2 separate regions of the Mus musculus genome follow, and region 1 is linked to region 2. The links are chromatin loops, found by intact Hi-C in ENCODE. Cell type or tissue: heart. All regions are shown on one strand. Links, peaks and the distances in the headings refer to the core of each region. The heading gives the core; the rest is flanking DNA.

Region 1 (2,927 bases), core at 141-2,640, 650 kb after region 2:
CATCAGGCTTCAGGTGTTGGTAATACCTAGGCCTATTGGTAGACCTCATGTTCTTATGACAGTCATGGAATAAATGGCATTTGTCAGAAGTCATAGAGGTAAATTCCTGGACCAAGTTGAGAGGTCCCAACTCCTCCCTGGATAGTGATAATTCATCCGTCTTCAGAATGAGATAGAAATCTGTAGCAATAAATTTCATTCATAGTTTTATAAGCTATAACAAAGGCACCCTTGTCTTGAGTTTGGTATGAATATCATCTCCTCAAATTTTCAATAAGATCCCCAAGGTTGAGACAAGTTCACAGCAGGAATGTACAAGTACATGTGGGTTTGGAGACCATGCAACGTACCTATGTTCATGGCCTCTTGAGCATGGGATGCTGATATGTGCAGAGTTGGGAGCATTCCTCGTGAGGCAAGAGTTCCAGCAGGTTCTGATTCAACATCATAAGTGCCTTGTCTCACTGAACTATGATTCCCTAGACATTCCTGGGCTATAAAGTGACCAGCAGTGAGCCATTCTGGTGCTATAAAGAAGAGAATGACATGTTATCATGTTCACTCTGTCACAGAGTTATGTTGCCACATTTAACCTTAACTTGGTCTCCTGATAGGCTGTAGATGTGACCAAGTGTTAAAATGTACCTAAAAGACTTTAGGTCTGCAGTACAATTGTGACTGCCACTCTCCAAAATGGGGAATGTGGGACAGGATTAGTTTGAGGAACCTACAGGGTCAACAGAGCTGTGCGTTTAAGGAATTCCACAAAGCGGCTCAGTCTTCAGAGCACTGTCACTCAGCAGCCTCAGCCATCCATAACTGGTAGAAGAGTCACAGCCTGGAAACATGGTGACAAATCTGTGCCCAAGGTTAACAAATGTCTGTGGAAGCTGTCACTTGTTTATTTGACCCATTGAGGTCCAAAAAGAAGAGCAGTTGATCTTACTTTTTTTTTTTAACTTAAAGGAAGATAATTTGGTCTGTAAGATCTTCTCAAATCCATCGAAAATAGCTGCTTATTATGCCTTTTCTATCTCTAAAGATACAGGTAGTTCTGAGTAGGCATCCTTACCTGCCCGGACTGCAAGTTGTAGGCCCAAGCAGCCCTTGGCATCCTGTGACTGAGATCAGCATACTGGCCAGCAGGTGGCAGCAATCACACATAGAGCAAAGCTGTATGGTCCCTGGGTTAGTTGGACGGCGCTTAAATTGGGAAGCTTCTCCCTTCAACAGATGGAAATTCATTAGCAATGAAATCAACGAAAATTGAGCTTTGACCACTTGAAGTCGTTTGAAGACATAGAATTACATGTATGGGAACGCATGCATCTCAACTAGAGATCAAGATGGAGAGATCTGTACTGAGGGTACTCCTGAAACTGGAAAAGGAGCTACAATAACCTCACATGTCTTCAAGATTGTTCAGCCTGCCTGAACTTCACAACAGTTTCCCTTTAGTTGAAATAGCTCACCCCCTCCAATTTGATAATCCGTATTATGGTCCCCCCCCTTTACTTCTCCCAGCTTCTTCTACCTGCCACTCCCATTCAGATCCACCTCCTTTCTGTCACTCAGTAGAAAACAAACAGAGGGATAATAATAAAGTAAAATAAGAGAAGATGAAAAAGAAACAAACACATCTGAATATGACAAGACAAGCAGAAGAAAAAGAGCTGGAGAAAAGGTACAAGAAATAGATCCAGAAGAGGAGAACTTCCTGTTCTCATATTCAGGAATCCCATGAAAACACAAACCTGAAAGCTATAATATATACTCAAAGGACTTGTTTTTTTTTTTGTGTGTGTGTGTGTGTGTGTGTGTGTGTGTGTGTGTGTGTGTGAGAGAGAGAGAGAGAGAGAGAGAGAAGAAAAATAAAGTTAAAAAAGGATAAAGTTTTAAAAAAAAGGGGGTGGGGAAAGGCCCTGACAGGATATTATTAGACAAGGACCAAAGATGCTATGGGGTTCTTTTTGTGTTGGTATCTACTGCTGGGCATGAGGACCACCTTTTAGATTTGTTTGTTTCTCCAGGGAGACTTTCTTCTGTGAGGGATTATCAATCGGAGATAGCTTCTTGGTTAGGGCTAGAGGCTTGTGTCCACTTCTCTTCGTAGCTCTAGGATTTCATCTCATATAGATCAACATGTGTACACTGCCTCAGTCTCTGAATTATTATTTTTAAAATGTATTCATCATTGGTCTCTTCAGACACATCAGAAGAGGGCATCAGACCCCATTGCAGATGGTTGTGAGCCACCATGTGGCTGCAGGGAATTGAACTCAGGACCTCTAAAGAGCAACCAGTGCTTTTAACCACTGAGCCATCTCCACAGCCCAGTCTCTGAATTCTTAAGTGCACCAGCCCTGTTTTCTTTAGATGGTCTCCTTTTTCTTGGTGTTTACCATCCTGTCTGGTACTTACACTCTGTCTGCCTCCTCTTCAGCAGGAGACCCTGTGCCCTGATGGGAAGGATTTGATAAAGACATCTCTTTGAGGGCTGAGTATTACAAGGTATCTCACTCTCTGCATATTGTCTGGCCCTCACATTATTTTTATTTCACCACCTTTTCTTCTTTTGGCTTTTCTGCATTTCCTAGTTGCATAACTTGGTACTTCAGAAAATCATTTACAAGAAATATCACACTCTCTTTTCCTCACCCTCGCTTGCTGTTTTCCCATTCACAGTAACCATAGCATTCTCTTTGGGGTGCAGGTCATTGTGGCTCTGGACAGCAGAAGGCAGATCTCAACACAAACTACCTCCTTATGGCTGTGCAAAGCAAGAGGCCATGTCCAGAATTCCCTACACCTATATTGTAGACAATGTTGCACGGAATATGGTGCTTGAGATTATAAATGGGGAAGGTAGATAGGGGCCTCTGATGGTCCACTATTCCATGGTGAGTCCATATAGCAGGAAGAGCTGC
Region 2 (2,927 bases), core at 280-2,779:
GCTTATTATATTCTAGTTTCTCCAACCCCAGCAATCATTGTTCTAGTTTCTGTGTCTATGGTCTTATCTGCTGTAGGCACTGCTCATATGTATAAGCAAATAGAGCTTTTTAAAAAAGGTTTATGTTATTTGTACGAGAGTTTTTCTTGCATGAACATATATGTACAACATTCGTGCCTGGTGCCCTTGGGGCCAGAAAATGGAGTTGTATCCCCTCAAACTAGATTACAGGTGGTTGTGAGCCACCATATAGGTGCTGGTAACTAAGCTTGGAAAGTGTGGAAAAGCAGTAAGTACTCTTACCTGGTGAGCCATCTCTCTGGCCCCCAGTGTCTGCTTGTATGTGTCCGGCTTACTTAGTATGTTTTGAAGGTTTATTTCTACAAATGTATTCCACTCCCTTTGCTTTGTTTTGTTCTGAGACACAGTCTTGTGTGGCCCAGGCTGACCTCAAACTCACTACATAGTCAAGGATGACCTTGAATCCTGATCTTCCTGCCTCCACCTTCCAAATGCTAGGGTTACATGGTGTGTACCACCATGCCCAGAGAATTTCATTCTGTTTATATATATATATATATATCACATGGTGTTATTTGCTCATGTGTTCCTGGAATTCTCGAAGTCCTTGTACAGTAAGTTTATGTTGCTAGTTTTCTTGCTTGCTTTTTGAGTCAAGGGTATCCCTACATAGCCCAGACTGGCCTGGAATGTCACATGTAGCCCAGCTGCCCTTGAATTGACAATACTCCTGTTTCTGTGGCTGAGCACTGGGGTGGCAGGTGTGCATCATGAGGCTCTGCTGACCTTTTAAGATCTAACATCATGGAGACAAAATTCCCTTTGAATAAACTGCCGCCACCTGCCTTATACCATCCATGAGTCGTGCCCGATGTACGCTGATAAAACCGCCATGGCAATTACAATCACCGTGGACCCCTTCGGAAAGATTTTGATTATCTGTGCTGTGATTATTGTGACACGGGCCTTATTGTAGCTTGAGGGGCAGGTGCTGTACATTGTCTGTTCCTTGTGTTCTCCTTGATTCTTGCTGAACCCCAGTTATGGGGAAGTATCCATCATAATGTTCTATGGTTCTGTACTTCAGGGAAAGTTCCAGCATGGAGATACTATTGGAATAAACTAACTTTCGTGCCTTCATGCTTTTCCCAAGAACCTGCTTTCGGGGGCAGTGTGTAAACCACTTCTGGCCTTTGCAGGCCAGGAGCTGCCGGCTACCTAAGGCTGTCTTAGGAAGACCCATGAAGAGGTGACTCTTTTTGTGTATAAAATATTGCCTAGAGAAATGGGCAAGCTTTAAAATAAGCTGGATTTTGTTTTAGATTGTTCAGAATCATTCTAAGACTATATAATTTATTCCAACCTGTACTTCAACATCTTGTCTGCAATGACTTGAATAAATTAGTGGCCCAGAAGGACCACTAGATGTCACCCTGGCTTCATTTTCAGAGACTTTCTTGAGCAGTTAAAAACAACCAAAATTCAATGCTTTGAAAATTAATTAGAATTCCAGCGTTTGGAAGGCAGAAGCAACTGGATTTTTGTGAGTCTGTGGCCAGCCTGGTCTACGGAGCTTTCTCCACGCCAGCTACAGCTATATAGTGAGATCTCGTCTCAACAAAACAAGCATTAATAAATATATAAAATAAAAATTGTATTAGAGATGTCAGCAAAAGTAGGAGCTGTAGCTTGAAGGCAGAGCTGTTGTCATCGAGAGCATGAAAGGCCCTTGTATCCCTGATGCATATATACCCATTGCAAAAAAAAAAAAATTAGTAAAACTAGAAAGATACTATGGCATTTGAAAGAGTTGAGTATGGGAATGCTAGATGGGGAGCAAGGTGTTGTGGCTATATTTCTCCTCTGTGGACACACGATGAGACTTGTAAGAAAGACCTTGCAGAATTTGTCAAATATATATATATACATACACACACACACACACACATACACATATATATATATATATATATATATATACACACACACAAACACACACACACACACACACACACACACACATATATATACACACACACACACACACACATACATACATACACACATACACACACACACACACTGGGCATGGTGGTACACACCTGTAACCCTAGCATTTGGAAGGTGGAGGCAGGAAGATCAGGATTCAAGGTCATCCTTGACTATGTAGTGAGTTTGAGGTCAGCCTGGGCCACACAAGACTGTGTCTCAGAACAAAACAAAGCAAAGGGAGTGGAATACATTTGTAGAAACAAACCTTCAAAACATACTAAGTAAGCCAGACACATACAAGCAGACACTGGGGGCCAGAGAGATGGCTCACCAGGTAAGAGTACTTACTGCTTTTCTAGAGGACCCAAACTCAGTTCCCAGCACCCACATGTGTAGTTGCCACCTGCTGGGGTGTGTCTATTATGAAAATGATTTATTTTTAAATTAGTAAAGTAGAGTCAAGTCTAAATATGAGGCAGAAGGATAGGGATGTAGCAGAAATCAGAAAAGAGACGGTGACACTTTTCTTCTGAGGCCTTTCTTCCAAATCAGGAAGAAGCTGGGTGGGGGGATCCTTGAAATACTCCCTCCAATTAGTTGTCTGTCCTCTGACCTCCACAGGCACACCATGGCTGCCAAGTCAAGTTACCTTCATACCAAAATGACAATGTGAAGACCCTGTGAAACCCAGAGGAAAAAGTCATACTATAGTGTGTGTGTGTGTGTGTGTGTGTGTGTGTGTGTGTGTGTGTGTTCAAACGCCTTCAGGATACTCATGTGGAGGTCAGAGGGCAACCTTAAGTGTAGCTGCTTGCCTACTACCTAGCTTGAGTTGGGGTCTCTGCTTCAATCCACTTCCTAGCTGACTTACAGCTTCCGGGTTATCCATCCCCATCTTTGGTCTGCCCGTGGGA

Evidence for each region. Peaks named below come from ENCODE experiments on the same cell type or tissue, not always from the same donor. Only the 100,000 strongest peaks of a DNase experiment are listed, where the experiment ranks them.
Region 1: a loop joins it to region 2, with 3 times the contacts of the local background. A loop is called at or near these places in 7 of 42 quality-filtered maps.

What each region holds. Positions count from the first base shown.
Region 1 is chr5:93,327,105-93,330,031 of GRCm38, forward strand. No RefSeq gene overlaps it. Among named protein-coding and RNA genes, the nearest start is that of Ccng2, 61 kb to the left of the region's middle. In heart, for the core only: a CTCF peak has its summit at 1,137 (motif pointing right); a DNase peak (open chromatin) is centred at 1,137.
Region 2 is chr5:92,678,192-92,681,118 of GRCm38, forward strand. No RefSeq gene overlaps it. Among named protein-coding and RNA genes, the nearest start is that of Shroom3, 3.8 kb to the right of the region's middle. In heart, for the core only: a CTCF peak has its summit at 1,441 (motif pointing right); no DNase peak of the experiment used is centred there.